Regions from separate parts of the Homo sapiens genome. Here regions 1, 3 and 4 are each linked to region 2. A link is an interaction called in ENCODE POLR2A ChIA-PET data of the cell type or tissue named here. Cell type or tissue: A673. All regions are shown on one strand. Each heading gives the region's core, and the rest is flanking DNA. Links, peaks and the distances in the headings are about the cores only. Region 1 overlaps TNFRSF8 (TNF receptor superfamily member 8). Region 2 holds the start of RNU5E-1 (RNA, U5E small nuclear 1). Region 3 has its middle 14 kb from the start of MIR6729. Region 4 overlaps CASZ1 (castor zinc finger 1).

What was found. ChIA-PET counts read pairs that join two places held together with the same protein. Peaks named below come from ENCODE experiments on the same cell type or tissue, not always from the same donor. Only the 100,000 strongest peaks of a DNase experiment are listed, where the experiment ranks them.
Region 1: POLR2A ChIA-PET joins it to region 2 with 11 read pairs; 19 of 35 experiments call an interaction of 5 or more read pairs at or near these places.
Region 3: POLR2A ChIA-PET joins it to region 2 with 18 read pairs; 20 of 35 experiments call an interaction of 5 or more read pairs at or near these places.
Region 4: POLR2A ChIA-PET joins it to region 2 with 12 read pairs; 2 of 35 experiments call an interaction of 5 or more read pairs at or near these places.

What each region holds. Positions count from the first base shown.
Region 1 is chr1:12,076,643-12,084,253 of GRCh38, forward strand. All of the region lies in intron 1 of TNFRSF8 (TNF receptor superfamily member 8), which reads left to right. It also overlaps the pseudogene RNU6-777P and the pseudogene RPL23AP89. Among named protein-coding and RNA genes, the nearest start is that of TNFRSF8, 17 kb to the left of the region's middle. RefSeq lists enhancers at 1,374-2,372, 2,693-2,852. In A673, for the core only: a CTCF peak has its summit at 3,129 (motif pointing left); a DNase peak (open chromatin) is centred at 3,129.
Region 2 is chr1:11,905,197-11,912,807 of GRCh38, forward strand. RNU5E-1 (RNA, U5E small nuclear 1) reads left to right here and starts at 2,956; the gene lies at 2,956-3,076. LOC124903843 (a long non-coding RNA gene) reads left to right here and starts at 6,297. Exons shown (of 2, transcript XR_007065464.1): 1 at 6,297-6,393. It also overlaps the pseudogene RNU5E-4P. RefSeq lists enhancers at 2,742-2,851, 3,084-3,647 and silencers at 3,022-3,071, 3,096-3,390, 4,212-4,261. In A673, for the core only: a CTCF peak has its summit at 2,651; DNase peaks (open chromatin) are centred at 2,675, 3,415, 3,775 and 4,525; H3K4me3 peaks cover 1,216 bases; H3K27ac peaks cover 2,654 bases.
Region 3 is chr1:12,039,511-12,047,121 of GRCh38, forward strand. No RefSeq gene overlaps it. Among named protein-coding and RNA genes, the nearest start is that of MIR6729, 14 kb to the left of the region's middle. RefSeq lists enhancers at 1-143, 1,209-1,278, 7,301-7,360. In A673, for the core only: no CTCF peak of the experiment used is centred there; no DNase peak of the experiment used is centred there.
Region 4 is chr1:10,693,830-10,701,440 of GRCh38, forward strand. It overlaps CASZ1 (castor zinc finger 1), which reads right to left. Exons shown (of 21, transcript NM_001079843.3): 4 at 45-83. The coding sequence starts at 60. Among named protein-coding and RNA genes, the nearest start is that of CASZ1, 99 kb to the right of the region's middle. RefSeq lists silencers at 210-299, 600-769, 880-1,079, 1,090-1,149 and an enhancer at 7,594-7,611. In A673, for the core only: no CTCF peak of the experiment used is centred there; no DNase peak of the experiment used is centred there; H3K4me3 peaks cover 345 bases.

The DNA of each region.
Region 1 (7,611 bases), core at 1,148-5,147, 170 kb after region 2:
CTGGGGAAAACTCAACTCGGCACCTGCTTGCAGTGGGACAACTGTGAGAGGTGCTGCCTGTGGCCAGGGATGGAGCCTGTGGCCAGGGATGGGTGTGTTTAAAGAGGTGGAGGAGGAGGACTTTAGTTTCAGGTAGTCTCTTGGTCTGGAGCTCAAGTGAGCACTGAGTGTGGAGAGAGGGGTTCAGAGTCCTACAGTTAGGAGGTGACTACTGAGTTCGGCGTGTGGTGGTATAGTCTAGTGGTTGCTTAGGAGCGAGGGTGTGGCGGTAGACGCATAGTCCCCTAAAACGTCCATACATTCTACATTGTTAATTTGGGACAGGGTCTCACCCTGTCACCCAGGCTGGAGTGCAGTGGCCCAACCACGGCTGAAGAGATTCTCCCATCTCAGCCTCCCGAGTCGCTGGGACTACAGGTGCATTCCACCACAACCAGCTAATTTTTGTATCTTTTGTAGAGACGGGTTTTTCTCCTTTGCCGTGTTGCCCGGGCTGGTCTCAAACTCCTGAGCTCAAGTGATCCTCCTGCCTCAGCCTCCCAAAGAGCTGGGATTATAAGTGCGAGCCACTTCGCCTGGCCAAATGTCCACACATTCTAATCCTTGAAACCTGATACTATGGATCTTGAGACAGGAAGATGATCCTGGATTATCAGGGCGGGCCCAATCTAATCACAGGAGTCCTTAAAAGCAGAGAACCCTTCCTGGCTGTGTTAGAGAGAGATGATAGAGGCAAAGAGAGAGATGTGATGTGAGAAGGACTCAGCCCACCATTGCCGGCTTTGCAGATGGAGTAAGGGGGCCATGAGCCAAAGGATGCCACAGTCCCTAGAAGCAGGGAACAGCCCTTAGTTGGCTGTCAGCAAAGAAACAAGACCTCAGTCCTACAACCACAAGGAACTGAATTCTGCCAACAACCTTAGTGAGCAGGGAAACCAACAGTCCCTTAAAGCTTCCGCTAGGCACACAGCACATGACCTGGATGGGGGTGATCAGAGAGGGCTTCCCAGAGGAAGTGGCACTCATGAGTGAGGTCTCAAGGATGAATGGGGGTACACTGGATTTAGGGACCAGTGCAGGCAGGGAAACAGCACGCACAGGCTGCTGCAGGGAGTGGGGTGCCCGTGGGGTGCCAGTGGCAAAAAGAGGCTGGTAGGAGAGAGTACCAGGGGCTTCACAGGCAGGCAAGGAGGGCAGGGCTTCTTGGGCCACTGTTAAGACTTTGGTTTTTTTTTTTTTTAAATATGGACCGTTTCATGAATTTCCGTATCATCCTTATGCAGGGGCCATGCTAATTTCTGTATTGCTCCAATTTTAGTATATGTGCTATCGAAGCGAACACAAGACTTTGGGCTTTATTCATAGCTGGGTTGGAAGCCATCTGAGGGTCTTCAATAGGATGGAGGGGAAGACAGTAGATCGTGTTTTCAAAAGATCAGTCTGGTGTCTGCACTGTGAGCTGGGCGTGGTGGATGGGGTAGACGAGAGGAGACCCTCGGGTGGTCACTGTCAAGTCCAGATGGCGGGAAGGTGAGGAAGAGCTGGTAGATGTGGGGGTAAAACTGCAGGTTAAACAGACAGAACTAGTGATAGGTTGGGGGCCAGGGAGAAGCAAGCATTTCAAAAAGCAGTCAGTCTCGGCCAGGCATGGTGGCTCATGCCTGTAATCCCAGCACTTTGGGAGGCTGAGGTGGGTGGCTCATTTGAGGTCAGGAGTTCGAGACCAGCCTGGTCAACATGGTGAAACCCTGCCTCTACTAAAAATATAAAAATTAGCCAGGTGTGGTGCCAAGCGCCTGCAGTCCCAGCTACTTGGGAGGCTGAGGCAGGAGAATTGCTTGAACGCGAGAGGTAGAGGTTGCAGTGAGCCGAGATCGCACCACTGCACTCCAGCTTGGGCGACGGAGCGAGTACTCTGTCTTAAAAAACAAAAACAAAAAAACCCTCAGTCTCATGGGGAGTGGGGAGCAGGGATCTCAGAGCCCTGAACTACAGCACCCCCCCACCCCAGGCAGCAGAAGCTGGCGGATCAGAGCACGTGCCAAATCCTGGCCCTAACACTGACCAGCTGTGTGACTTTGGGCAGATTTCTCGTCCTTACGTCTCAGTCTCCCCCATCTGTAAAATGGGCTGACAGTTGTTGGCTATTAGAATTACTTTCGCTATGGAAAGCAAACCGTTCCAGCATTTGCACTTCTTTCTGCTCAGCTTCTGCTAGGTCAGCGCATCTCAAACTCCCTGGGGCTCTTGTTAAAATGCAGATTCCAATTAGGGAGGTCTGGGGTTCTGCATTTTGAGAAAGTTCCAAGGTGGTGCCCCTGCTGCTGGCCCGGGGCCTCACCTTGAATAACAGAGCGCACAGCGGTGGAGATCCCCAGGAGACAGGGAGGGGAGGGGTGCTTACCTCGCTGGCCCTGCTCAGCTCTGGCCCCTTCGGGGATTTTGCATTTGATCTAACTCCCCGCTCACCCCACAACTTCTAGACTCGTCTCCCACAGGTATGGTCCGGCTGAGACCAGGTGGGGCTTTTTGAAAGTGAACTTTAACTGGTCTTGTAGGGAAAACCAAACCAACCTGAAAATAGACAGACCTGAAAATGGTAAGGTTTTAGGCCACCCTCTCTTTATCTTGATGCCACTAAGGTGGGGCGGAGGGCCTCCGGTTGCACAGCTCATTACCTTGTGGACACCTCACTTTGCCTTGAACCTGCGGGGAACTCCACCCAAAAGCCCCCCCTCCAGTCCTTGGGCTTCCCCCTCCCACTCTTCGCTTTCTGATCCCTCCTTCCCTCCCAGGCAAGGGCCCGAGCACATCCCAGCTCCCCTCTCTCTCTTCCCCAGGGCAGCAGGAGCTGATGAGCCAGGCAGGGTGGGCCTGGAAATTCACAGGGCCAGACTTCTCCGGGCAGCGGCAGACGCCCCGGCCCTTGCCTCCTTCTCCACCGGGAGCTGGGACAGGTGAAGGGCCTGTGTAAGGGGAAGGGGGTGCCCCTTCCTCGCTCAGCTCCACATGGAAAATGGGGCCCTAAGTCCTCTGCTCCTCCTTCCAAGGGGATTTGAGAGGCACAGGCTGGCCATCCCACCAGGTTGAGATCCCACAGCCCCTCCGCACAGCAAGAAGACTGCCCTCCGGTGGCAAGCTATGGATTTACCGAGAATTATTGCTGAAAAGAAGCCACCACCTCCCAGCATTTCGTGTCCTTGAGATGCTATTTACATATGTGGCTTTGTACATCTGTGTTCTCACTCTCTTTACATATACTTATCACTACTTTATTTTTATCACTACTTTATTTTTTAATTCTCTATTTTTTTTTTTTTTTTTGAGGCAGGGTCTCACTCTGTTGCTCATGCTGGAGTGCAATGGCGTGATCTCGGCTCACTGCAACCTCCGCCTCCTGGGTTCAAGGGATTCTCCCGCCTCAGCCTCCTGAGTAGTTGGGATTACAGGCATGCACCACCATGCCCGGCTTATTTTTGTATTTTTAGCAGAGACGGGGTTTTGCTACGTTGGCCAGGCTGGTCTTGAACTCCTGACCTCAGGTGATCTGCTGGCCTCAGCCTCCCAGAGTGCTGAGATTACAGGCATGAGCCACCGTGCCCAGCCAAGATGATCCCAGTTTTGTTGGCAACATCCAAAGCATTGTAATCAGGAGCCAGTGGAACATATGCCTTCTTCTCTCCATCCGGCCGAATCAGGGTGCTGACCTTGGCCACATCCATGCCATAGAGCTTTGTCACAGCCTGTTTGCTCTGGTACTTGTTGGCTTTAACATCCACAGTGAATACAAGTGTGTTGTTGTCTTCTATCTTCTTCATGGCAGACTCTGTGGTCAGTGGGAACTTGATAGCAGAGTGGTCGAGCTTGTTTCTCCTGGGAACGCTCTTTCGAGGATATTTGGGCTTTTAATACCTATTTTTATTTATTTTTTTGAGATGGAGTTTCACCCTTGTTGCCTAGGCTGGAGTGCAATGGTGCGTTCTTGGCTCACTGCAGCCTCCACCTCCCAGATTCAAGCGATTCTCATGCCTCAGCCTCCTGAGTAGCTGGGATTACAGGCACCCACCACCACTCCTGGCTAATTTTTTCGTATTTTTAGTAGAGACGGGGTTTCGCCATGTTGGCCAGGCTGGTCTCAAACTCCTGGCCTCAGCTGACCCTCCTGTCTCATTCTCCCAAAGTGCTGGGACTACAGGCGTGAGCCACCGTGCCCGGCCCTGGGATTTTTTTATTTTAAAGATGGGTAGCCTGTGGCCCAGAGATGGGGGAGAATTGGGGACACGGTGAAGCTCAAACCTCTCTGCACTTAGTTGCTGTGTGACCTTGGGCAAGTGGCTACACCTCTCTGGGCTGCAGTTTCCTCATCTGTAACATGGGGTAGTGATCTGGCCCCAAAGAGCTAGCAGTGTGTAAAGGAGGAGTTGTGTGAAAGCAGGCACCCAAGGCCAGACTCGGGGGAGTAATGTGCAATACCATGGGCTCCCCATTCTCTGCACCCCCTACCCCTCCATTGACCCAGGTGTGATGGCAGGAGGGAAGCATAAGCAGCCAGAGCCCCCCAGGTGTGCCCCAGGCCCCAGCAGAGTGAGCAGGGCCTGGGCCCATGGTCCCCATAGACTCCGTAGCTGTCAGTGAGATTAGCAGGCAGGCCGGGAGGGGAGACCAAGGACAAGGACCCAGAATGTTCCCACACTCAGCAGGCCTTGCCAGTGAGCCCTCACACCTCCAGCCAGCCCCAGGCCCAGGCTACTGAACTCACCCAGTGAGATGCTGTGGGTTAGGAGCACTTCGGGTGTCCTGGCAGGTTCCTGCCCCCCTGGAGAGGCTCCCAGGAGCCCTCTGGGTGACTTAAGAGAGGACACTCTCCTCTCCTACTGGAGGGAGGAGGGTGTCCTCAAGGCCCGGGGCTCTGGATTAAATAAGAAGGGAGACAACTCAAGCGCCATGTGACTATTGGGCAAATATCACGTTCATGTATTATTTCAAATTAATATGGTGACATGTTTCAGACATGCAAAAAAAAAAAAGAATGATGTAACCAACACCCCATTTATCCACCTTCCAGCCACGCTGCTGCTTTCTGCTGCTTCCTGAACATGCCGGAAGCTTCACTGCTCCCTCGAGTGGAGAGAAGAGTCAGGCAGCCCTTTAGGCCAGCCAGGCCTCTCTCCTGGGGAAAAGTGGCTTCTGCTTCCTTCCCTAAACCAAGAAAGCCCCACATCGCACCAGGGGCCACCTCCTTTCTGCCAGGCACCATCTTGGATGCTGAAGACATGGAAATGCTACAAGGCTTCCTCCCTGCCTCTTGCCTCACTTCCTGCTTCCCTTCTCTTGCCTCACTTCCTGCTTCCCTTCTCTTGCCTCACTTCCTGCTTCCCTTCTCTTGCCTCCCTTCCTGCTTCCCTTCTTTTCCCTTTTGCTCCACCCTAGAAGTTTCACATCCTGGATCACCCCAGAAAAGTGCAATGGCGTTCCCCTGTCATTCCATCTGGAAAGACAAAACTCCTTCCCTGGAATCTCAACAAAGAATTTCCTCTCTTGAATCCTTTCTTATGATGGTGCTTCACTTTCAAAGAACCCTTGAAACACATGGGGGGCTTGGTAAAAACATATCTTCCTGAGGCCGGGCCAGGTGGCTCACGCCTGTAATCCCAGCATTGTGGGAGGCTGAGGCAGGAGGATTACTTGACCTCAGGAGTTTGAGATCAACTTGGGCAACATAGCAAGACCCAGTCTCTACAAAAAAATAAAACATTAGATGGGTGTGGGGGTGCATGCCTGTGGCCCCAGCTACTTGGGAGGCTGAGGCGAAAGAGAGGACTATTTCAGCCTGGGAGGCTGAGGCTGCAGTGAGCCATGATTGCACCATTGCACTCTAGCCTGGGCAACAGAGTGAGACCCTGTCTCAAAAAAAAAAAAAACAAAAACAAAACAAAAAAAACCCCCACAAAAACCCACAAAACAAAAACCACGCCTTCCTGAAAAGAGTGAGCCTCTCCGACCCCTACTTCACACCATGTACAAGAATGAAACTTGAATATGAACGATTAAACAATCTCATCTAGGAGTTAATGTAGGAGAATATCTAAGTGACACTGAGTGGGCAAATATTTCTTAAACAGGACAAAAAAAGGCATTAACCATAAAAGAAAAGATTAGTATATGTAATTTATTAAAGCTAAGAATGTCTGTTCATCAAAAGCCTCCAAAAAGAAAGTGAAAAGGCAAGCCAGAGGATGCGAGAAGATACTTGCAGTACATATAATCAACAAAAGCCGTGTATCTAGAATATGTAAAGAACCCTACACATCAATAAGAAAAGCCAGACAACCCAATTAAAAAAAAATGGCCACAAGACCTGAATAGGCATCTTACAAAAAAGAATGCCTAAATGGTTAATAAATGTGGGAAAAGGTGCCCAACAACATTACTTATCAGAGAAATGCAAATAAAAACCACAATGAGGTATCACTACAGATCCAACAAGATGGCTAAACTTTTAAAAACTGATACCACCAAGTGCTGACAAGGATGTGGAGCAATTGGAATCCTCAGACACTGCAGGGAAGTGCCTACTAGTACGACTACTTTAGAAGCCTGGATGGAGAATCTATCAGAACTGAACATGCCTTATGCCCCAGCAGTTCCACTCCTAGGTATATAGCCAACAAAAGCGTGTACGTTTGGACACTAAAACGTGTGTACAGGAATGTTCCCAGCAGCACTATCATAATAACCAAAAAGTGGAATGTCTATCGAGAGCAGGCCCGGAGTGGTGGCTCATACCTGTAATCCCAGCACTTTGGGAGGCCAAGGCGGGTGGATCATTTGAGGTCAGGAATTCAAGACCAGCCTGACCAACATGGTGAAACTCTCTCTGCTAAAAATACAAAAACTAGCTGGGCATGGTGGCACACACCTGTAGTCTCAGTTACTTGGCAGGCTGAGGCACAAGAATCATTTAAGCCCAGGAGGTGGAGGCTGCAGTGAGTTGAGATTGCACCACTGCACTCCAACCTGGGCAATAGAGCAAGACTCTGTCTCAACAAATTAAAAAAAAGAGAGTAGACTAGACAAATAAATTGTGCATATTTGTGTGATGCTATACTGCAAAGCAATGGACAGAAATGAGCAACTGTTATTTGCAACAGTGCGAATGATTCTCACAATATAATGCTGAATTAAAGAGGCCGATTGCAGGGGAATGGACTGCGTAATTCTACTTTATGTAAAATCCAAAAGCAGTCAACACTAATAGAGCGATAGAAATCAGCCTTTTGGGAGGAGTGTGTGGGAGGGGGGATGACGGAGGAGCTGGGGCTGGCAAGGTCCCATTTGATGAGTTGGGTGCTGATTGCCTGGTGCGTTCATCTTGTAAAAATGCAGTTGGCTGTAACTTGAGATCTGTGCACTTTTTTGTACGGGTGTGTTAGACTTCAACAAATACGTTTACCAGAAATTTGTATTGTTGGGCCCATCCCAGAGACAAGGTAGGAAGCAATTATGTTAATCCCAGGGCAAGGGGATGGTGACTAGCCCCAGGTGAAGGTGGTGATGATTATGGTATGAAAAGGGCCAGGAGAATTTGCTGATAGGTTGTTTGAGAGGAGA
Region 2 (7,611 bases), core at 1,391-5,390:
TGGCTGAATAGTATTCCATTGTATGGGTAAACCACATTTTGTTTATCCACTCATCAGCGGATAGACACTGGGATTGTTGTCATCTTTGGGCTGTTATGAACAACGCTGCTATTAATGCTCATGTAGAGTCATCTGTTTGAGTCCCTGTTTGGAAATCTTTTTTTTTTTTTTTTTGAGACGGAGTCTTGCTCTGTCCCCCAGGCTGGAGTGCAGTGGCACGATCTTGGCTCATTGCAACCTCTGCCTCCTGGGTTCAAGCGATTCTCTTGCCTCAGCCTCCCAAGTAACTGGGACTATAGGGGCCTACCATGCCCAGCTAATTTTTGTGTTTTTAGTAGAGACGGGGTTTCACCATGTTGGCCAGGCTGGTCTCGAACTCCTGATCTCAGGGGATCCGCCCGCCTTGGCCTCCCAAAGTGCTGGGATTACAGGCCTGAGCCACTGCGCCCGGCCCCAAGTTTCTTTTTACTAAAGAGATTTCCATCAGATTTTTTTCTAAAATAGAAATACAAAGTAAAAGTGCTTTGCTTTGTTGTGGCTGATGGTGATGAGGTTTAGGAAGTCTTTCTTCCTTCCCCACTTCCTCCTTCACTCCTCTCTCTCTCTCTCTCTCAGGTTAGGAGGTAAGGAAGCCTACTCATCCGTCTAGAAGATGAGCCAGTAGGGGGGGTGTCCTAGTTCAGGTGCTATGACAAAATACCTTAAACTGGATAATTTATAAACAGCAGAAAGTTATTTATTGCTCACAGTTCTGGAGGCTGGGAAGTCCAACATCAAGGCATCAGCAAATTTGCTGTCTAGTGAAGGCCTGTTCCTCATAGACGGCGCCTTCCCTGTGTCCCCACTTGATGGGAGGGTGAAAGGGACAAACTCGCTCCCTCAAACCCTTTTATAAGGACACTGATCCCATCCATGACCCAATCACCTTCCAGAGGCCCCACTTATCAATACCATCACCTTGGAGATTACATTTCAGCCTGTGGATGTGTGAGTGGCCACGACATTCAGACCACAGCGGGAGGGACACGGAGGGTGCTGCTGGGGGATTGCATGGGAGGGGAGCCATCTTTGTGGAGTTGGGGTTCAAAGCCCAGGAGGAGGGCCGTTCATGGGAGGAGGCAGAAGATGAGCCAGATGCGGTTGCAGGCGGGCTGGGAAGATGAGGGCGTCTGGCCTCTCAAGGAAGCCCCTGGGATGTCGTGGGCTGACACGGTGAGTTGCAGAGGGGGAAGCTGAAGGGAGAGAAGGATTAAAAGGGGTGTTTGTGTGTTTGTTTGTTTTTTGAGACGGAGTTTTGCTCTTTCACCCAGGCTTGAGTGCAATGGTGCGATCTCGGCTCACTGCAACCTCCGCCTCCTGGGTTCAAGTGGTTCTCGTGCCTCAGCCTCCCAAGTAGCTGGGATTACAGGCACGCGTCGACACACCAAGATAATTTTTGTATTTTTAGTAGAGACGGGGTTTCCCCATGTTGGCCAGGCTGGTCTCGAACTCCTGACCTCAGGTGATCCGCCTGCCTCCACCTCCCAAAGTGCTGGGATTACAGGCGTGAGCCACCGCACTCGGCCTAAAAAGGACATCTTGAGGTGGGAAATGGAGCCAATCAGAGAAACAGGTGAAGTGGAGGCCTGTATGGGAGGTTCCCCTGCTGTGGAATTTTTCCAGCAGTTCAGCTGCTACAGGGCAGAGGCTGGAAAGATGGCCCTGGGATCTTCCCAGGTGAGAAGACGGAAGGAAAGAGGGGCCAGCAAAGGAGGGGCTGCAGGGGAGTGAGAGAACAGGGGTAGTGGGGGGGCCCAGGCTCCATGGACCACGATCACTGCGGGGAGGCACCTGCACCGCTTCTCCTTCCCATCTGCAACCAGGAGCCAGCTACCGCCCCCTCCCCATCTCCTGCCCCTCCTCACCTACTGTTTCCTTCCTCTCTCCCAAAGTGTTGGGATTACAGGCGTGAGCCACCGCGCCCGGCCAGGAAACCTCCTCTCTGCCCTCGGTTTCTGTGAGGCTCCCAGTCCAGGTTTTCCTCCTGCCTCCCTCAATTTCTCTAATCTCTTTCATAGGCTCCTGCACTGTCCCCTCCTTTTATGCCACCATCCCCCAGGGACCTTCCTTGGCCTTTTCTCTCCTCATTTCACAGCCTTTCCCAGGCCTTCCCCTGCTCAGCCAGTAATCTGTCTCCCAAACTCCTCACTCTCCATATTTCAGGCACAACAGTTGCCAACAGAGGTTCTCAATGTGGCCTCCATCAGAATCACACGGAGGATGAGTTCAGACTCAGGGGGCTGGGCCCAATCCCCAGGCCTGCAGTAGGTCTGGAGTGGCTAGAAGTGTAAGAATTTTTTTTTGGAGACACGCTCTCGTTATGTTGCCCAGGCTGGTCTTGAACCCCTAGTTCAGGCGATCAGCCTGCCTCAGCCACCCAAAGTGCTGGGATTACAAGGGTGAGCCACGGAGTCCAGCCAAGATAATTTTTTTTTTACTTTTTTTTTTAAGTTCAAAAAAATTCTTTACTTATTAGGCTAATTGTGCAATTAAAAAAAAAAAAAAATTGCAAAAACCGCAATTACTTTTGCACCGATCTAATAGCTCGCCCACTGTAAGTAAAGCAGGTAAAGTCAGCCTTTTTCTTCTGGGACCAGACTCTGCTCTGCCCCGCGGTGGTGGCCTCAGGCGCAGCGCTAAAACGCATGAACCATTTAAGGTATTTCCTGAAACTGGAGCGTGATTGGTGAGACTTTATTTGCATACCCACAATGCATTGCGCACTAAATAATGTTCGTCTTTAAAATTATTTCCCCTTTTTCCTTCAACATATCTTTCTCGGAACCGAGATTGCTGTCCCAGAATTGTCTGAAGAAAAAGGCTGAAGTCAATAGCTCTTTTGGGCCGAAGGAAAGTTACCATTACCCGTTTAGGAGTAGCCGTTACCTGAGAACTGTAGTGTCGACGACTGATGTTATACTCTGGTTTCTCTTCAAATCGTATAAATCTTTCGCCTTTTACTAAAGATTTCCGTGGAGAGAAACGAGTGTGAGTCTGAAACCAATTTTTTGAGGCCTTGCGTTTCTTAGCAGGGCTTATTTTAAGTGTTTTAAAAACAGATGCGATTCCGTTAAATCGCGTGTGGAGCTATGTAAAGTGTATTATAGAACAAATGCGAGTTACGGTTTTTCAGCTTTTCGCTTTGTTAAGGTATGTGATATCAATTGTATTGCATTTCTGAGCAGTTATAATATTAAGATGTTGGGGTGGCTTACTGCTTTTGACCAAGAAGTAGGGTTTGTTGGTTGATTACACCAGTGGTTTTTAACCCCAGCCACTGAGTGATGGAGGGTTACCGACTCACAAGCGAGCATTAACGCCTGAGGTCCGCCTGCTGTCAGGGCAGCAAGGCATCAGATTCTCCTAGGAGCGGGAACCCTATTGTGAACTGCGTATACGAGGTATCTAGGTGCGTGCTCCTTTTAAGAATCTAATGGCTGATGACGAGGGGCACAGTTTCAACCTGGAACTGTCCACACCCCCTACCCACCTTCCCCCGCCCTTGGAAAAACTGCCTTCCATGAACTGGGTCCCTTGTGCCAGAAAGGTTGGGGACCGCTGGACTATCCGATCAAATGAAGCAGGGACTCGGGGCGAGCTCCCCCGCTGCTCCCGCCGGCTTCTCCGTGTAGAATCGAAGAAGGCAGTCCCAAGGGCTCTTCTGCCCCGTATCCCCGCCTGAGGAGCGTGCCAGGCGCGCAGCTAGTCCTCCCCCGACCCAACCGGTTTGATGAAACGCAAGAGAAAGTGAATTTTCCAGCCACTCCCATTGGCCAGAATTCGTCTCAGCCGCAAGGGAGGCTGGGAAGTGCAGTCATGCCTTCAGGTAGCCGTGAGCCCTGCTAGCGATAGGAGATTCTAGAGAGAGGTTGAGTACTGGGGAGGAAAAACTAGCAGGGTCTGTCCCAGTAAAGGAGGGAGGAAATCCATCGCAAAAAATCCTGACCCCCAGGCCGGGCGCGGTGGCTCACGCCTGTAATCCCAGCACTTTGGGAGGCCGAGGCGGGCGGATCACCTGCGGATCACCTGAGGTCAGGAGTTCGAGACTGGCCTGGCCAACATGGAGAAACCCCGTCTCTACTAAAAATACAAAAATTAGCCGGGCAGGAGGGCGCATGCCTGTAATCACAGCCACTCGGGAGGCTGAGGCAGGAGAATCGCTTGAACCTGGAAGGCGGAGGTTGCAGTGAACCGAGATCGCGCCACTGCACTCGATCCTGAGCGACAGAGCGAGACTCTGTCTCAAAAAAAAAAAAAAAAAAAAAAAAAAATCTACCCCGGGCTCAGGCCCTGAAGCAGCCGCCCACAGCCCAGCCCCGCCGTGCCCCGCCGTGCCCCGCCGTGCCCCGCCGTGCCCCGCCATGCGACTCAAAGCCCCATTCAAGCTACGTAGGAGGGTAAATTGTCCTTTTCCCCCAAGGCCAGCTGCTCCTCCAGAAGCCAGCTCTGGTCCTTCAGACTCAAATACTAGGGAACAATGTTTTCTCTGAGTTTTGAGTGTGTTTCTTGTTTCAGAGTAAATACGAACCGTCGTAATGGCTAAGGGCATCTACTTTTAAAACGCTCAAATAAGCCTTGCTAAAAAATGCAAGACCTCTAAAAAATTGGTTTAAAACTCAGAATTATTCCTCTCCACGGAAATCTTTAGTAAAAGGCGAAAGATTTATGCGATATGAAGAGAAACTAGAGTAAGAACTTCGATGAGTGGCACTCAGTTCTCAGGTAATGGCTACTCCCAACAGGCTAATGGTAAATTTCTTTCTGCCCAAAAGAGCTATTGACTTCTGCCTTTTTCTTCAGACAATTCTGGAACAGCAATCTCAGTTTCAGGAAAGATAGATTGAAGGAAAAAGGGGACTAGTAATTTTAAAGACGAAAATTATTTGGTGCACAATGCATTGTGGGTATGCAAATAAAGTCTCAGCAATCAAGCTCCAATTTTGACAAACTGGTGAAGCCTTAGGGACTCCTCAAAAAAAGGTTTTCTGTTGCTTTTGTTTTGTCTTAAATTTCTGATTTTTAATGTTTGTGGGTACATAGCATGTGTATGTATGGGTTACATGACAAGAGAAAGGTTTTGTTTGTTTGAGATGGAGTCTTGCTCTTGTCACCCAGGCTGGAGTGCTGTGGTGCGATCTCAGCTCACTGCAACCTCCGCCTCCTGGGTTCAAGCGATTCTCCTGCCTCAGCTTCCCGAGTAGCTGGGATTACAGGTGTGAGCCACCATGCCCGGCTAATTTTTGTATTTTTAGTAGAGATGGGGTTTCACCATGTTGGCCAGGCTGGTCTCGAACTCCTGACCTAAGGTGATCCGCCTGCCTCGGCCTCCCAAAGTGCTGGGATTACAGGCGTGAGCTACTGCGCCCGGCCCCTGCGAATGCTGTGTAGTTGTCTCTTCCCAAGGTTTTATTCTGAGAGGAGCCCCAGCCTTTCTCACGAGCTCACTTGCCCAGTGTTGCCGTCTCCCAGGACAGCCACAGAGCAGTCACACTGGTCCCTGGCCCGGGTTTTCAGAGCTCTCCTCCACGTGTGTGTTAGGGTTCTCTAGAGGGACAGGACCAATAGGATCTACGTATATATGAGAGGGACTTTATTAAGGAGAATTGACTCACACGATCACAAGGTCAAGTCCCATGATAAGCCGCCTGCAAGTTGAGGATCAAGGAAGCCAGCAGTGGCTCAGTCCAGGTCCCAAAACCTCAAAAGTAGGCAAGCTGACAGTGCAGCCTTCAATCTGTGGCTGAAGGCCTGAGAGCCCCCAGCAAACCACTGGTGTAAGTCCAAGAGTCCAAAAGCTGAAGAACTTGGAGTCTGATGTTCAAGGGCAGGAAGCCTCCAGCACGGGAGAAAGATGAAGCCCGGAGGACCCGGCAAGTCGGCTTTTTCCACCTTCTTCTGCCTGCTTTTTCTAGCTGTGCTGGCAGCCGACTGGATGGTGCCCCCGACACTGTGAGTGGGTCTTCCTGTCCCAGTCCACTGACTCAAGTGTTAATCTATTCTGGCCACGCCCAGAAACATCCAGATACACCCAGAAACAATACTTTGCATCCTTTGATGCAATCAAGTTGACACTGTTTTTTTGGTTTTTTTTTTTTTTTTTTTTTTTGAGATGAAGTTTCTCTCTGTCACCCAGGCTGGAGTGCAATGGCACGATCTCGGGTCACTGCAACCTCTGTCTCCTAGGTTCAAGCGATTCTCTTGCCTCAGCCTCCCAAGTAGCTGGGATTACAGGCACCCGCCACCACACTCGGCTAATGTTTTGTATTTTTAGCAGAGATGGGGTTTCACCATGTTGGCCAGGCTGGTCTCGAACTCCTGACGCTTACCATTAACCATCACAAGCTGTTAGCAGAGGTAATGATTAACACACCATTGGCTGGGGGTACATCCTGCAAGGGTGCCACCACCCAACTCCATGAGTGACCTTTGACCTTTAGCAAGTCACTGTTTTTCACCGGGTCTCAATTTGCACTTTGTAAAACATGGTGATAAAACCGTTCTTTGGTTTTCAGGGAAGCTGTAGATTGGCTAAAATTATGACAGTAATAAGGAGAGAAGAAGGGATACGTCCATGGGAGGAATGATGATCTCTAATGTCACTGTTGCCGTGAATTAGGGCCAGAGCCCACCCTTTGTCCCTAGAGGTCAGTGATGCCAATGAAGAAATCCAATTCTTGGGTGGGTGCAGTGGCTCACACCTGTAATCCAACACTTTGGGAGGCCGAGGCGGAAGGATCGCTTGAGCCCAGGAGTTTGAGGCCAGCCCGGGCAACATGGCGAGGCCCCATCTCTACAGAACATTTTTAAAAAATTAGCCGGGTGTGGTAGCATGCACTTGTGGTCCCAGCTACTCAGGAGGCTGAGGTGGGAGGATCACTTGAGCCCAAGAGCTCGAGGCTGCAGTGAGCCATGATTGTACCACTGCACTGCAGCCTGGGAGACCCTGTTTCAAAATAAAGGCTCCCTGGCTTCCCTACACCCACCCACCTCTGTGCATTCATTCGTTCACTCAGGCTCTCCACTGCTTAGCTTGGCTGACTCCCATCATCTTTCGGTTTCCAGATTGGAGGTTTCACCTTCCTCCAGGAAGACCTCCCTGACTTTCAAGGGGAGGTTAGATGTCCCTGCCCCATAGTCCCGCAGCCCTGACTGCAGTATCATCATCCACTTTCTCGTCTATAGGGTCCAGCCCTACGGGGTTTGGCGGGTGTTCTCCCCATGTGCGGAGACAGACATAGTAAGAAATAAAGACACAAGACAAAGAGATAAATAGAAAACAGCTGGGCCTGGGGGACCACTACCACCAAAACACGAAGACCGGTAGTGGCCCCGAATGGCTGGGCGCGCTGATATTTATTGTATACAAGACAAGGGGGGCAGGCAGGGTAAGGAAGGTGGGTCGTCCAAGTGATTGATAAGGTCAAGCAAGTCACGTGATCATAGGACAGGGGTCCCTTTCCTTTTAGGTAGCTGAAGCAGAGAGGGAAGGCAGCATACGTCAGCGTTTTCTTCTGTGCACTTATCAGAAATTCGATCAAAGACTTTAAGATTTTCACTATTTCTTCTACCGCT
Region 3 (7,611 bases), core at 1,383-5,382, 130 kb after region 2:
GGCCTCCAGCTCCCGAGGCAAGGAAGCCTTTCTTGGCCAGCCAGGACTCATGACATCTCAGCCAGTGGAGAAGGGGAGAGGGAGGGCTTTGAGAATTCCCCAGGCCTCAGATTTGGTGGGGGAACCCTTCCTGTCCACCAGGATTGAGGGTTACAGAACACCCCAGCCTCGAGGGAGAACTAGCTGCCCCCCATCCCATTCCCAGCAAATTCTGACAAACACCCCCTGACTCCCATGGTGGAAGTTTGCCAGGTGTCAACTAAAGAAAATAAAAAGCTGAAGAATTAGAGTTCGGGCTGGGTGTGGTAGCTCACACTTGTAATCCCAGTAATTTGGGAGGCTGAAGCCAGTGGATTGCCCGAGCCCAGGAGTTTAAGAGCAGCCTGGGCAACATGTAGAGATGAAACCCCATCTCTACTGAAAATACAAAAAATTAGCCAGGCATGGTGACATACATCTGTGGTTCCCAGCTACTTGGTAGGCTGAGGTGGGAGGATCACCTGAGCCCGGGGAAGTCTGAGACTGCAGTGCGTGGTGATCACAACACTGCACTCCAGCCTGAGCAACAGAGTGAGACCATGTCTAAAAATAAATAAATAAATAAAAATGCCGGGCGTGGTGGCTCAAGCCTGTAATCCCAGCACTTTGGGAGGCCAAGGTGGGCAGATCACTTGAGGTCAGGAGTTCGAGACCAGTCTGACCAACATTGAGAAACCCAGTCTCTACTAAAAATACAAAATTAGCCGGGCGTGGTGGCACATGCCTGTAATGTCAGCTACTCGGGAGGCTGCGGGAGGAGAATCGCTTGAACCCGGGAGGCAGAGGTTGCAGTGAGCTGAGATCACACCATTGCATTCCAGCCTGGGCAACAAGAGTGAAACTCCGTCTCAAAAACAAAAAACAAAAACTTTAGAGTTCTTTTTATTCAGAAGTTTTACCAGGACTATAGACCGAGCCTATTGCCTGAGAGCAGCCCTGTGGAGGGGTTCTATCAGCTGCTCTGGCAGTTTCAGTTCACAGTTTATGTACAGGTGGTGAAGCTGTAATATGTACAAAATCACATCGAGGTTTGGGTATAGAGTACATCTGGCTATAGATGACTAAAGCACATCTGCTGAATCGATTGTGGAGGCAGAATCACTAACCCCACCAGATGGTATCTTATGTGTAGGAAAAAGCAAGTCTGGGGCCATTTATCTTTCAAGGAATATAGTGACTCACGCAAGAGACATGGGGCTCTATTCTGTTTTGTCTTCAAAGCATCCCTCCAGAGAGCTGCCCATTGTCACAGAGCCAGCGGCTTGTGAATCCACTCAAGCAGAAATGAGCAAACATAACTTCTTACATTTGCTACTTAGGCTCACCCAGGAGAGGAAGCAGCCCCAGGTGCCAGCTGTGTGTTGCAGAACACTGGACCTGGAGCCTCAGCCTGGGGGTCAGTGTTGGCTGCTGCTCCTGCACAAGTCAGTGGGCTTCTCTGAGCCTCAGTTTCCTCATCTGTAGAATGGGGATTAGAATGCTACCTACTGGGCCAGGCACCGTGGCTCACACCTATAATGCCAACACTTTGGGAGGCCAAGGTGGGTGGATTGCTTGAGCCCAGGAGCTCGAGACCGGCTTGGGCAACATAGGGAGACCCCTGTCTCTACAAAAGAATTTAAAAAATTAGCCAGGTGTGGTGGCACGAACCTGTGTTTCCAGCCACTTGGGAGGCTGAGGCAGGAGGATCACTTGAGCCCAGGAGTTGGAAGCTGCAGCGAGCCACGGTCGAGCTACTGCACTCCAGCCTGGGTGACAGAGCAAGACCCTGTCTCAAAAAACAAAACAAAACAAAACAAAACAACAACAACAAAAAAAAAAAACCCAGAAAACCAAGAATGTTACCTACTGCGTTGGGGTTTTTAGAGGATGAAATTAGATGATCAGGAGATGAAATGCGTAGTGCAGTACTGGGCCTAATAAATGTGCAACATTATTATTTGAAACCAGGGCCTGTGTGCATATTGGCAGATGAGGATCCTGTCTCTAGAGGGGTCCACCCCACCTGGCCAGATACACAGTAAGGAATGAGCCGAGTGGGAGCAGGGGAAGTTTCAGGTGATTCTTCCATGAAATGATGGACACAGGGCGCTGGCCCAGTGTCTGTGCTGGAGTAGGGCCCTGCGGGCCTCCAAGCCTGGGAGGGTCAGAGGCCTGAAAACCACTCAGGCCCTTCCAGGAATCTTTGGTTGGGAACTCTAGGGACTCTGTAGGACACGGTGTGGGAACAGAGCAGGATGGGGGCAGTTACCCACACCTCCATTCCACTCCTCCTGCAGGGTAAGACCTGCTCAAGTCCCGCCTTCAGGCCGGATTGCCCAAACCTTTCCTCAGTCTCCCTGCCTGGCCACGTGGACTCCCCATCCCCGTAAAACCCTCCTGTGGTTCTCCTGACCGGGATGGGTGGGTTCCTTGGGACTTCTTGCCTTGCTGGGCTGGGCCCTTCTGAAGGACAAGGGTCTCCCAGGTGCTGATCCTCCCTGTGGGCCTCAGCTGCCAAAGGACTCTGAGGACACTGACATTTGGGAGAGCCGGCATCTTCTCTGGGTCCCTGATGTGGGTTCAGAGGTGGCCCCCCAAAGATATGTCCACCTAGAACTTCAGAGTATATGACCTTATTTGGAATAAGGGTCTATGCAGATATAATTTTTTTCTTTTTTTTTTTTTTTTTTTGAGATAGTCTCACCCTATCACCCGCTAGGGCTGTATAACAGAACACCACAGACTGCAGGGCTTAAGCAACATAAATTTCTTTTCTTTTTTTCTTTCTGTTTTTTGTTTGTTTGTTTTTGGTTGCCCAAGCTGGAGCGCAGTGGCACGCTCTCGGCTCACTGCAACCTGCGCCTCCCGGGTTCAAGTGATTCTCCTGCCTCAGCCTCCCGAGCAACTGGGACTACAGACGCACACCACCATACCTGGCTAATTTTTTGTATTTTCAGTAGAGACAGGGTTTCACCATGTTGGCTAGGATAGTCTTGAACTCCTGACCTTAAGTGATCCACCCGCCTTGGCCTCCCAAAGTGCTGGGATTACAGGCGTGAGCCACCATGCCCAGCCTTTCTGCAGATGTAATTAAGGTAGGGTAATGGGGCTCTTAAGACGCGAGTCCCTCTCCCTCTCCCTCTCCCTCTCCCTCTCCCTCTCCCTCTCCCCACGGTCTCCCTCTGATGCCGAGCCGAAGCTGGACTGTACTGCTGCCATCTCGGCTCACTGCAACCTCCCTGCCTGATTCTCCTGCCTCAGCCTGCCGAGTGCCTGCGATTGCAGGCGCGCGCCGCCACGCCTGACTGGTTTTCGTATTTTTTTGGTGGAGACGGGGTTTCGCTGTGTTGGCCGGGCCCGTCTCCAGCTCCTAATCGCGAGTGATCCGCCAGCCTCGGCCTCCCGAGGTGCCGGGATTGCAGACGGAGTCTCGTTCACTCAGTGCTCAATGGTGCCCAGGCTGGAGTGCAGTGGCGTGATCTCGGCTCGCTAAAACCTCCACCTCCCAGCCGCCTGCCTTGGCCTCCCAAAGTGCCGAGATTGCAGCCTCTGCCCGGCCGCCACCCCGTCTGGGAAGTGAGGAGCGTCTCTGCCTGGCCGCCCATCGTCTGGGATGTGAGGAGCCCCTCTGCCTGGCTGCCCAGTCTGGAAAGTGAGGAGCGTCTCTGCCCGGCCGCCATCCCATCTAGGAAGTGAGGAGCGTCTCTGCCCGGCCGCCCATCGTCTGAGATGTGGGGAGCGCCTCTGCCCTGCCGCCCCGGCTGGGATGTGAGGAGCGCCTCTGCCCGGCTGCGACCCCGTCTGGGAGGTGAGGAGCATCTCTGCCCGGCCGCTCCGTCTGAGAAGTGAGGAGACCCTCCACCCGGCAGCCGCCCCGTCTGAGAAGTGAGGAGCCCCTCCGCCCGGCAGCCACCCCGTCTGGGAAGTGAGGAGCCTCTCCGCCCGGCAGCCACCCCGTCCGGGAGAGAGGTGGGGGGGTCAGCCCCCAGCCAGGCCAGCCGCCCCGTCCGGGAGGGAGGTGGGGGGTCAGCCCCCCGCCCGGCCAGCCGCCCCGTCCGGGAGGTGAGGGGCGCCTCTGCCCGGCCGCCCCTACTGGGAAGTGAGGAGCCCCTCTGCCAGGCCACCACCCCGTCTGGGAGGTGTACCCAACAGCTCATTGAGAACGGGCCATGATGACAATGGCGGTTTTGTGGAATGGAAAGGGGGGAAAGGTGGGGAAAAGATTGAGAAATCGGAAAAAAAAAAAAAAAAAAAAGGTAGGGTAATGATCTCAAAATGAGAGCATCCTGGTTTAGGGAGGGCTTTAAATCCAATAATAGGTGTCTTATAAGATACAGAAAAGGACACACCACAGAGACACAAAGAATTAGGGAACATGGGCCAGGAGTGGTGGCTCACACCTGTAATCCCAGCACTTTGGGAGGCTGAGGTGGGCGGATCACCTGAGGTCAGGAGTTTGAGTCCAGCCTGGCCAACATGGTAAAACCCCGTCTCTACTAAAAATACAAAAAAAAAAAAAATTAGCCAGGTGGTGCGTGCCTGTAATCCCAGCTACTCGGGAGGCTGAGGCAGGAGAATCACTTGAACCCGGGTGGCAGAGGTTGCAGTGAGCCGAGATCACGCCACTGCACTCCAGCCTGGGCAACAGAGCAAGGCGCTATCTCACTGAAAAAAAAAAAAAAGCAAGCAGGGAACATGATGACAGGGGCAGAGAGGACTGATGAAGGATGGCAGGCAGCTGCTAGAAGCCAGGGGAGAGGCATAGGAGGGACAGATTTTCTGTCAGAGCTTCCAGAAGGAAGCAACCCTGCCAACACCTTGATCTTGGACTTCCGGTCTCCAGAACTAGAGGCTAGAAGTTTCAATTGTTTTAATCATACCGTTTGTGAGCAGTTACTACAGTGGCCCTAAGAAATGAACACAGACTGGGCGTGGTACCTCATGCCTGTAATCCTAGCACTCTGGGAGGCCGAGGTGGGTGGATCACTTGAGGTCAGGAGTTTGAGACCAGTCTGGCTAACATGGTGAAACCCCGTCTCTACTGAAAATACAAAAATTAGCCGGTGTAATGGCATGCACCTGAAATCTCACTTACTCGGGAGGCTGGGGCACGAGAGTCGCTTGAACCTGGGAGGCAGAGGTTGCAGTGAGCTGAGATCACGCCACTGCACTCCAACCTGGGTGACAGAGCGAGACTCTGACTCAAAAAAAAAAAAAAGAAATGAATACAGTTCACAGTTGCCTGGATGAATGATGAATGAGATGCTGGGGTGGCCACGTGACGGCTGTTTGCTCACGGTCAAGTCCACAGTTTAGCTCTTAGCTTCAGTTGGGAATTAATTTTCTGGGGCAAGCAGAAACCTCAGTGTCCTGGGCTGAACTGTGTCCCTCCCCAAATTCACATTTGGAAGTCCTAACCTCCAGTACTTCAGAATGCAACAGTCCTTTGAGATAGTCTTTAAAGAGGCAATTAAGTTAAAACAAGGCCTTTCAGGTGGACCCTAATCCAATACGACTGGTGTCCTTACAAAAAGGGGAAATTTGGCCACAGACCTGTGCACGTACAGAGGAAAGTCCAGGTGAGAACGCAGCGACAACATGGCCACCCGTGAGCCAAGGAGAGAGGTCTTGAAAAAACCCAGCCCTGCTGACGCCTCAACCTTCACCTCCAGAAGTGCGAGGAAGCTAATTTCTGTGGCTTAAGCCACCCCATTTGCGGGACTTTATGGCAGCCTGAGCAGACTAACACGCTCATCATGCCAGAAAATTCCTTGTTGGGCTTGAGGTGGAGTGGGGGGAAGGAAACTCATCCCTGGCCCTCCATCCTGAGATTCCTGAACTCCAAAGCTCCCCGCTGCTTGACCTCAGTGCTCCAAGCTGTAAATGCAGGTTTGTCTTACCGGCCAAAGCAGCCTCTCAAGATGACACGTTGGGGAGATGAGGTCTCCCATAGATGGGAGGGGTGGACAGCAGGCAGTACCCCCAACCCTCTGCCCTGGTCACCGACAAGCTGAGACAGCCTCATGGCCCTTGGTGTCTGGCCACTCCGGCATCTGATGTATCTTGGGGTTTTATAATCCTGGGGGTTCATCTGTCCTAGGTGTACTAAATTCGGGAGCTCATGGCTTGCAGGCATCACTTATGGTAGTAAGAGGAAGATTTTTCTTTCTATTTTTTTTTTATTTGAGATGGAGTCTTGCTCTGTCACGCAGGCTGGATTGCAGTGGCGCGATCTCGGCTCACTGCAGCCTCCACCTCGCAGGCTCACGTGATTCTTGTGCCTCAGCCTCTCAAGTAGCTGGGATTACAGGCACGTGCCACCACGTCTGGCTAATTTTTATGCTTTTAGTAGAGACGGGATTTCACCATATTGGCCAGGCTGTTCTCAAACTCCTGGCCTCAGGTGATCCACCCACCTCTGCCTCCCAAAGTGCAGGGATTACAGGCGTGAACCACTGTGCCCGGCCAGTAAGAGGAAGATTTAGATAGTGCGTATCATGTGCCATGCACTATTCTTATTTTATTTATTTTATTTTTTGAGATGGAGTCTTGCTCTGTCCCCTAGTCTGGAGTGCAATCGCGCGATCTCGGCTCACTGCAACCTCTGCCTCCTGGGTTCAAGTGATTCTCCTGCCTCAGCATCCTGAGTAGCTGGGACTACAGTCACGTGCCACCACACCTGGCTGATTTTTTGTATTTTTAGTAGAGACGGGGTTTCACCGTATTAGCCAGGATGGTCTTGATTTCCTGACCATGTGATCTGCCCACCTCAGCCTCCCAAAGTGCTGTGATTAGAGGCATGAGCCACTGTGCCCGGCCCCACCATGCACTATTCTAAGAGCTCCATATCTCTTACTCTTCGAGTTCTCAAAACCATCCTGTAAGGTAAGGTTATTATCCCCAGTTTAGAGATGGGGCATTTGAGGCACAGAGAGGTTAACTGACCTGTCTCGGGCCACACAGCTATCAAGGGACCAAGCCAGGATTCGAACTCAGACCACCCTGAACTCCAGAGTCCGTCCTTTTGAGCTGCATCACATGCCCCTTGGTAGACATCTGTGCTGACATTTCTCTCCTCCTCTGCTGGCATTGGGTGGACTCCTATTTTCCTCGGGAGGCAGCTTAGCCAGGAGGAGTGGCAAAGCCTGGATTGGGCTGAGTGAGCCCCTATGTGGCCCCGCACTACATAACCTGACACTGAGCTCTGGGCCTTCCTTCCCTTCCTCCCTGGCTGACAGGGGTTAGAGGTGGGGTCGCTGCCCCACTTGCTGTGAAGTTGGGGGAAGGGGATCATAATGCTTTGCTGATCACACACCCTGGCACACTTGCATACACACACACCCTTACACACACAGCCTTGAGCACACACCTACCCACCCACATGCACACACCCACACCCACACACCGTCACACATTTGCACACACAACCTCAAGCACGCAGAACCTCACACACACATCCTTGTGCACACACACCACGTGCATGCGCACATAATCTCAGGGGCACAAGCCCTCGCTGCTCTCACACACTCATACACTTACACACACACCCTAGACACACTTGTGTGTACACCAGCTCACACACACACCCCA
Region 4 (7,611 bases), core at 1,236-5,235, 1.2 Mb before region 2:
AAGAAAAGTGAAAGAGCCGCCCCTGCGTTCCCACCGGCCGGTACCTGTTCCAAGATCCATTCTCTTCTCCTTGGTCCCAAACTCTTCGCAGAACGCCACCAGGGGAAGACCGGGAGAGAAGAAACACGGGGTTAGCGTCTCGCGGGACCCCGGCCGCCCGCCCTGCTTGTCCCCCGCCCCGCAGGAGCGGCCCGTCCCGGGCGGGCGCCGAGGCCGCGGCGGAGAAACTTTCTCCTCCGCGCCGCCCGCTTCTCACGCTCGGCCCCGCACGCGCCCGCGGGTCCGCGCCGCCTGAGTTTCTCCAACTAAGGCAGCAACTCTCGGCCGGCGCGGCCCCGGCTTGGGGGCCCTGGCCGGGGGATCCGCGAGGCCCAGGGGCGCCCCCGTCCCGCCGACCGCGCCCCGCGCCCGGGTCGCCGCCCGAGACCGCGGCCCCCGGGCCTCCCCCGCCCGCGCCCGGTACTCACCATAGTCGGAGAGTCGAAAGCCGAATTCACTTAAATAATCAACTTTCATAATACTTAATTAATGCCTAATTGCAACTGATTACTCCCCGAATAACAAGTTGTTTTAAAGCCCTGATGTCATTGCTCCTGCCGGTAACACTCAGGGTAACAGTTTGGCAGGAGGGAGCGGGCGGGCGGGCGCGGCCGGGGGCGCTGCCAGGCGCCGCGGTGATTGGCAGGGCGGCCGCGGCGCCGCCTCCTCGGCCCGGCCCGCGCCGGCCCCGGCAGGTGAAAGAGCAGAGCGCGGCCCCGCCGCCGCCGCCGCCGCCGCCGCCGCCGCCGCCGCCCGGTGCGCCCGCCCGCCGCCCGCCGCCCGGTGCCGGAGTGAATGGGCTCGCGCTCGCTCGCGCCCCCGCCGCGCGCCCCCGCCGCGCGCGCCCGCGCCGCACTGGCAGGGCGGCCGGCTCCATTGGCTCTGCGATTCCCCAAACCTCTGGCTCCGGGAGGAGGAGGCGGGGACTTGCGCTCAGGGCTGGCGGGAGGGGACCCGGCGCGGGGCGGGGAACGCGGCCCGAGTAAGGCGCCCGCGGGCACGCGCCCACTCTTGCCGGCCGCCGGCGGCCGCGCGCGCGCTCGCATGCTGCCAGCGGCCGCTCGGGCCCCGCGAGCGCGACCGACGGCCGCCGCGCGCGCCTGCCCCACGACCCGCGCGGCCGCGCTAACTTTTCCGCGAGGGCGGGCGCAGGTGTGAGGCGCCGCGGGGCCGCGCCCGCCAGGCCGCGCGCTTCCCTGCTCCCCTGCCCGCTGCCTGCGGGCTCGGGGCTCCTGGGGTAGCACAGGGATTTCGTGTTCCCCTCACAGCACTGGCGGCTTCTGGAGCTGGAGGAACAGGAGCGCGGGGCGAGGCGGGGCAGGGCGCAGTCAGGCCCGCGCGCCCCCGCACCCCGCGCGTCCCCGGCCCTGGGCCCCAGGAGCGCCGGCCTGGGACACGCAGTGGGGTTTCCTCGGCGTTGCTTTGGTTTTGCCCTTAAAACGGGTCCAAGTGTCCTCCCAGAGCCTCCCCGGTCTTCCGGTCTTTCTGCCCACTCCTCCCTCAAAGTTGGGCCATCCGCCCCGCAGCCAGACGAATGGAGATCGGCGCCCCACTTTCCCCACAGCCCCCGACCCATGATCCCGGCCATCACTTGCGCTTCCTCCCTGCCTTGCCCCTCTGGCCGCTGCCCTAGGAAGGGCGCTCAGTAGAGCACAGGCACCCTCAACCAGGGAGTCTGAGGCCCATCCCGGCTCCTCCTCCCCTCCCCGCCACCCCCCCCCCCCCCGCCCCACGCCGTCTCCAGGCCTGTCCCCTTCAACGTGGAACCTCATTTCCTGCCAGCCCATGGCCAGCCAGGCGCTTTGTGCTGCCCGTGCTCCTCTTTCTTTTCTGCCAGAGAAGGCAGTTTGAGGGTTCTCCCCTCCATGAACCGTGCACCATGGGACATCCCCAGATGTCCCTGCTGCAGCCATATATTTTGAGAGTCCTTATATGTTGGTGACTTAAGTGACGCATCCGGCCCAGAGGGCCTCAAGGAAAGAGACGGTGGGGTGAGCAGGGCCTTGGGCAGCCTTGCTAAGGAAGGACCTGGTTCTCCGTCCCTTCTTCACCTACCCTGCTGCCCTCCTCGCCTCTCCCAGCGCTCCTCTTTCAGGAGGGGCCACACTGCCTTCAGATGAGGGGAGGGGAGCAGGGCCCAGGCTTCCCTGGTCTTTGGACAGCATCCAGCAACATGGCGCTGGCCTATTTTTGCAATATTTCTATTTTGCAAAGGGAGGGGCCAGGGAGGCCTTGGGGCAAAGACATCAGGGAGTTAACAATCTACTCTTTCTCCTACTTTCCCCTCATTTTTCTCCTTTTTTCCTGCTTGCTCTATAGTTCTAAATGGCCTCTCAGGGAGTTGGGCATCCCTCCCCTACTCCACTGCCCTTCCCACTGCCTTCCTGGCAGTCCCCACTCCTGGCCGTCACACAGCCTCATTGGCTCTGTGATTCCCCAACCCATCCCTACATAGGAACAGCAGCTGGAGAGGCCTAGAAACCTTACTGAGCTGCCCCTGGCCCCAAAACCCTGAATAAGGGAACAGAACTACCCCAAGTCTAAGCCTGGGAGTATGACTGCCCGTACCGGGCACCCAGCACAGAGGACTGTGTGCCTCTGCTCCCGACATGGGATCTCAGAGAGGGCATCTGTGTCCAGGACCGCTGTGGGGTATACACATGCCTCTGGGTGCTGCTCCCAATGACTCCCCAAAGCAAGGCATCGTAACAAAAGGCTTGCAGCTCTGGCTGGTGACAGCAGGTGATCAATCCCCACCCCAATTCTGAGCCTCTGCTCTCCTATCTGGGCAACTGTGTGTAGGAGGAAGCCTGGAGGCAAGGGATAGAAGAGGTGATTTCTGGGTGCATTTGAAGATGTCTGCAAAGATGGGGAGCTGCTTGCATACGTGACCCACACAGCCACTGGCTGGCTCTGAATGTCTTCCTGGGCTTCAGCTGATAGTGGTCAGAGCCTGACCCATGAGGAAGGTGTGGAGGGGAAAAGGAAAGCATCTTCCCTCCAGCTGCCCAGGCAGGACCACCTGGATTGGCCACCCAGTAACTCGGGGGGTCTCAGGCAGACAAAGGCTACAGAGGAATGGCGGAAGGGACAGGACTCGAGAGAGCTTGGGGGATGGCAGCCAGCAATGGAGGGAGGTGTGGGGATGCCTGGAAAGCCTCCACTCTGTCAAGTCCCTGGCCAGGTAGCCACAGGCTGAGTGGGCCCTGCCCAAGAGGAAAAGGCCTTCAGTGGAGGAGCAGCGGTCAGAGAAGCAAGAAACAGGCCAACTCGGAGCGCAAGGATTTATGAAGGTCAGAGAAGGCGGCGGAGGCTTCGAGGTTGTGGGGTATGAGTCAGAGGCTGTGTCATGGAGGGGCCCCCAGATTATGCGCCCCCCCCTTCTCTCTCTTTCTCTCTGAGTGTATCTGCTCATACCAAGAGGAGAGGCATCTTTTGAGGCTATGGCCCATCTTTGCCTTGAGGACACCTGAGACCCCAAAGCCAGGCCACAGTGAGGACCTTCATGCCCGGGACTCAAGGGATGGAAGTCCAATGCCATAATCTCTTCTGATCTTGAGTCCCTGGGCCCAGAGCCTCTAGCTCCTCCTGAGACAACCCACTCACAAGAGAAAAAGAAGTGGAAGGCAACCCAGCGGTTCCCCCCAACCCAGGCTCCCCACATCAGCACCAAGGAAAGCCATCTGCCCTTCCTGTCACACTGCTATCGCTGGTTCCTGTTACCCCCCCCGCACCCCCAAGTTGCCCACCTACACTCTCTCCCTCCCGAGCCTGGGGCCTTCTCACTCACCAGCCTGTTTACACACCAGGTATCTCATGCTTTATCTGCTCTCATTTTGAATTTGTAACTTTCACATAAACTTGAACAAAGCTCCTTTTGTTATTGCACCCCACCCCAGGATCCCAATAAACTGGTTCCATCTGAGGCGACTGGGCCAGGGCACAGAAGCCTTGGCCAAAGGACTGCGTGTGCCTGCGAACAAGCATGTTCGCACCTGCGAGGGAGTCCGTGTGTTTGCGTGTGAGCCCGCTCCGGGGCCGATGGAGGGAGGGTGTCGGGAAAGCTGTGAGCCAGCGAAGTGGACGGGAAGCATGGGGGCCGAGGGAGGGCAGAGCCAAGGCACCACGGCATGGCCACGGGCACGGGAGGTCGTGGGCCACAGACAGGTGGGTGTTGGGGCAGGGGGTCAACAGGATGAGAAGGAAACAAAGGGGAGAAAGGAGCCACAGAGTGGGTGGCGGAGCGAGGGCCGCGCCGAGTGTAAGGCAGACGCAGGGATTGCATTATGGCAGGAGAGGGGCTGGCACAGCCGCACGCTCGGCCCCGTAATCCTGTTAGCCAGCAATCTCCATTCCGAAAGAGCTTCATTTCTTTGTGAATATTTGTAAACTAGATATCTAATGGAAAATTATAGGAAAATTATAGTGAAATTCATGACGGAGAAATCCGATTATCCCTAATTCAATTATGCCATCTTAGCCCACACAGCACATTTCCCATTTTTTTCCCATAAATACCGATGCCAGGGGTCCCGGTAATCAAATAAAATTGAAAATCATCTTCCCATTAAATTCAATTAGCCGCAATTTCTAAAGCCTATCAGAGATTTTAATTACTAAATTATAAAATTCTCCAATGCTAAATTGAAACCAAAAAAATTGCACATCCTTATATTTCAGAGAAAAAGAAAGGCCAGCAAAATCCTTGAAAAATGCCCTCTTCTCTGTGGCCGGCTCCGAAGCAGGCTCCCCACCTGGAAGAGGCCCACCATCACTGCCTACTTGTCCAGCTGGGGATGAAGCCAAGGGGCCAAGGAGGGTCCCTGGCAGGGGAGGGCTGAGGGGGACTGGCTTAACAGAGGGGCAAGCCGCACCTCCAACCCCAGCGAGCTCCTCCAAACTGGCCTTCCTCTCGTGGGCTCTCCTGGCTCCTGAGAAGTCCTCAGCTCTGTCTCATACCAGGAAGCCTCTAACTCCCAGTGTCACCTTCTTGGCCCATGAATTGGGCTCAGGCTTAGGTCACAGCTTGGCCTCAGGGCTCTGTGTGGCTCCAGCACAGCGGACCGGACCGGAGGCAGCCAGCTCTTACCCAAGCACTGGCTCTCCAGCCACTCAGCTCCCCCACCGCTCCCCCACCCATGGCCTGGCCTGGGTTGGGGGTGGGAGCAAGATGGAGCCTGGGGTTGGGGGTGGACAGGTATCACACATGGCTCCATGGCCCAGAGGCTGCTTGCTCCAGGGCGTTCTCAGGGGCCCATGAGGCCTGGCAGGGTACCAGCCTTCGGGGAGAAGAGCTGGGGATCGACATGGCCCAAATCTGGCCTCTCCCTGCACTTCCAGCTCATCCTCCGTTCTCCTTCCCCTCTCCTGGGAAGTCAACGGCCCTGAACTGGCCAGGAGGAACGCCCTTGTGCCCTGGGAGAGGATCACACTTTCCCCCCATTTCCTTTTAGGGAAGTGCTGGCCACAACCCCAAACAGTAGCCCCTCCTCTTCCCCCAACCCCCACATCCCACTTACCCTGCTCTAAAAGGTGCTCTCAGAGTCAGTAGAGCCTGGGGATGTGGCATCGGTGGGGGCATAAAGTGACCCAAGGTCTGAAAGCCAAGGTAGGTTGTTGGGTGGGCAGCTGGCAGCCCTGGCAGATCCAGGACAGTCGGCAGAAGTCTTGCTGGCAGCCCAGCACCCAGGGAGCCGGGAGCAGGTTTAATTTGCCAGGCAGCCAGGAGTGCCAGCAGGGGAGGCACCCGCAAACAAAACAAAAACAAAAAAGTTAATTATCTTTGGCTTTTTCTTAATAAATATCCAAACTGGCCCGGCCGGATCCTCCACTTTGGAGGGAGAGAGAAGGAGGAAAAAACCCCAAACCAAAATCCAACAGACTGATTCTCTTGTGTCTCCCTTCCCCTTTGTCTCACCCTTGTAGGTTTCTCTTATCAGAAGCAGCGACGGTTTCACATTAATTTCCCAGTTTTTGTGAGTTCAAGAGTGTGGCCACAAAAACTTTAAAAAAAAGTTTTGGGGTGGAAACGTGGAGTGTGAGAGAAGAGAGAGGTAGGTGGGAAGAAAAAGGTGAGAAGAAACAGAAGAGAAGCAGAGACAGAGAGAGAGAAAGAGAGACAGGCAGAGAGAGAGAGAGAAACAGAGACAGAGAAAGAGAGAGAGAGACAGAGAGAGAGAGAAAGAGAGACAGAGAGAGAAAGAGAGATAGAGACACACACACACACACACACACACACACACACACACAGAGTATGAAGCAGGGACCTGGGCTAGTTGGGTTGCCCTGTGGGCCTGGCCCAGCCTGTGGCCCCAGCCCGGGCGGGGACCTGTTCTGGAATGTTGGGTTGGCATTTTGTCTCAGTTACAATGATCAGCTGCAGAAGATATGGGATTTCTCATTTTAAGCTCTGAAACCACTTAGGTTTCTCTGGCTACTTCAGTTACCCTGTTGCTGCTGGTTCCTGCTCCAAGCCTCCCTTCTAGGAGCAGGGCTGGGGAGAAGCCAAGGGAGGGGTCCCAGGAGGGGAGGCCCGCTGTCCTTATGGGAGGTGTGAGGTTTTCTATGTGGAGCTGCCAGCGTACTTGGGGAGAAGACACGTGTGCTGCTGCCTGAGTCTAGGTGTTTGGATGGTGTATGTACACGCCTGAGCCTGAACTGTCAGACACACATGATAGGCACATGTGTGTCAGGGGTGGGGTGGGGGTTAGCCAGGACATCAAGCAATCCCTCATGGAGCACCAGCTCTGGAGTCTCAGTACCTGGGTTCACACCGCAGCTCCATCTTCTACAGGCTCTGCTCCCTGAACCCAGGCACTGACCCTCTACCTTCCCAGCATCTTCAGGAAATCATCGTTAGTGGAACCCTAGGTCTGCTGATAGTGGGGGACAGAGAGGGACTGCTAATGAGTACAGGGTTTCTTCCTGGGGGAATGAAAATGTTCTAAAATTAGATAGTGGTGATGATGGTACAACCTTGTGAATATCCTAAAAACCACTGAATTGTACATTTTAAAAAGGTGAATTTTATGGTATATGAATGATATCTCAATAAAGCGGTTATTAAAAAGTGGGGGAAAGACGGGGGATCATATTAGCACTTCCTGAATAGAGTTGTTGTCACACAGCACTCAGCCCGCACACAGTCAGTGCTCAATAAGGATTAGCTGTTAATATGGATCAGTCCAAGGCCTGGGCTGGTGTCCATGGGTGTATACCATTGGTGCTTACAAATATCTACTTGGGCCCCTGATGCCAGGGCCAGCAGGTTGTCAAGGAGCTGAGCTGCCCCAGGTGTCTGGTGGGGCTCCTGGGCAGCTGCTCCCTGGCAGGGAAGCGGGTACGTGGCCCTCCTCCTGCCTCCTGCCCGGGTCCCTGGAGAGGAGGCTGCCCACCGTGGCAGCCGGGTTCCCGTGCGCACTCTCCCTGTCTCGCAGACACTCATATTCTCCATGTGCAGCAGACCGTGAATTCACCTTCATACTAGTTACAGGGTTATTTAGCTTCTCCTGATGCTGACAATCACAAACTTTAATTCGCTGCCTGGCTTCTCCCTGCTGTGCCCTCTGCCCA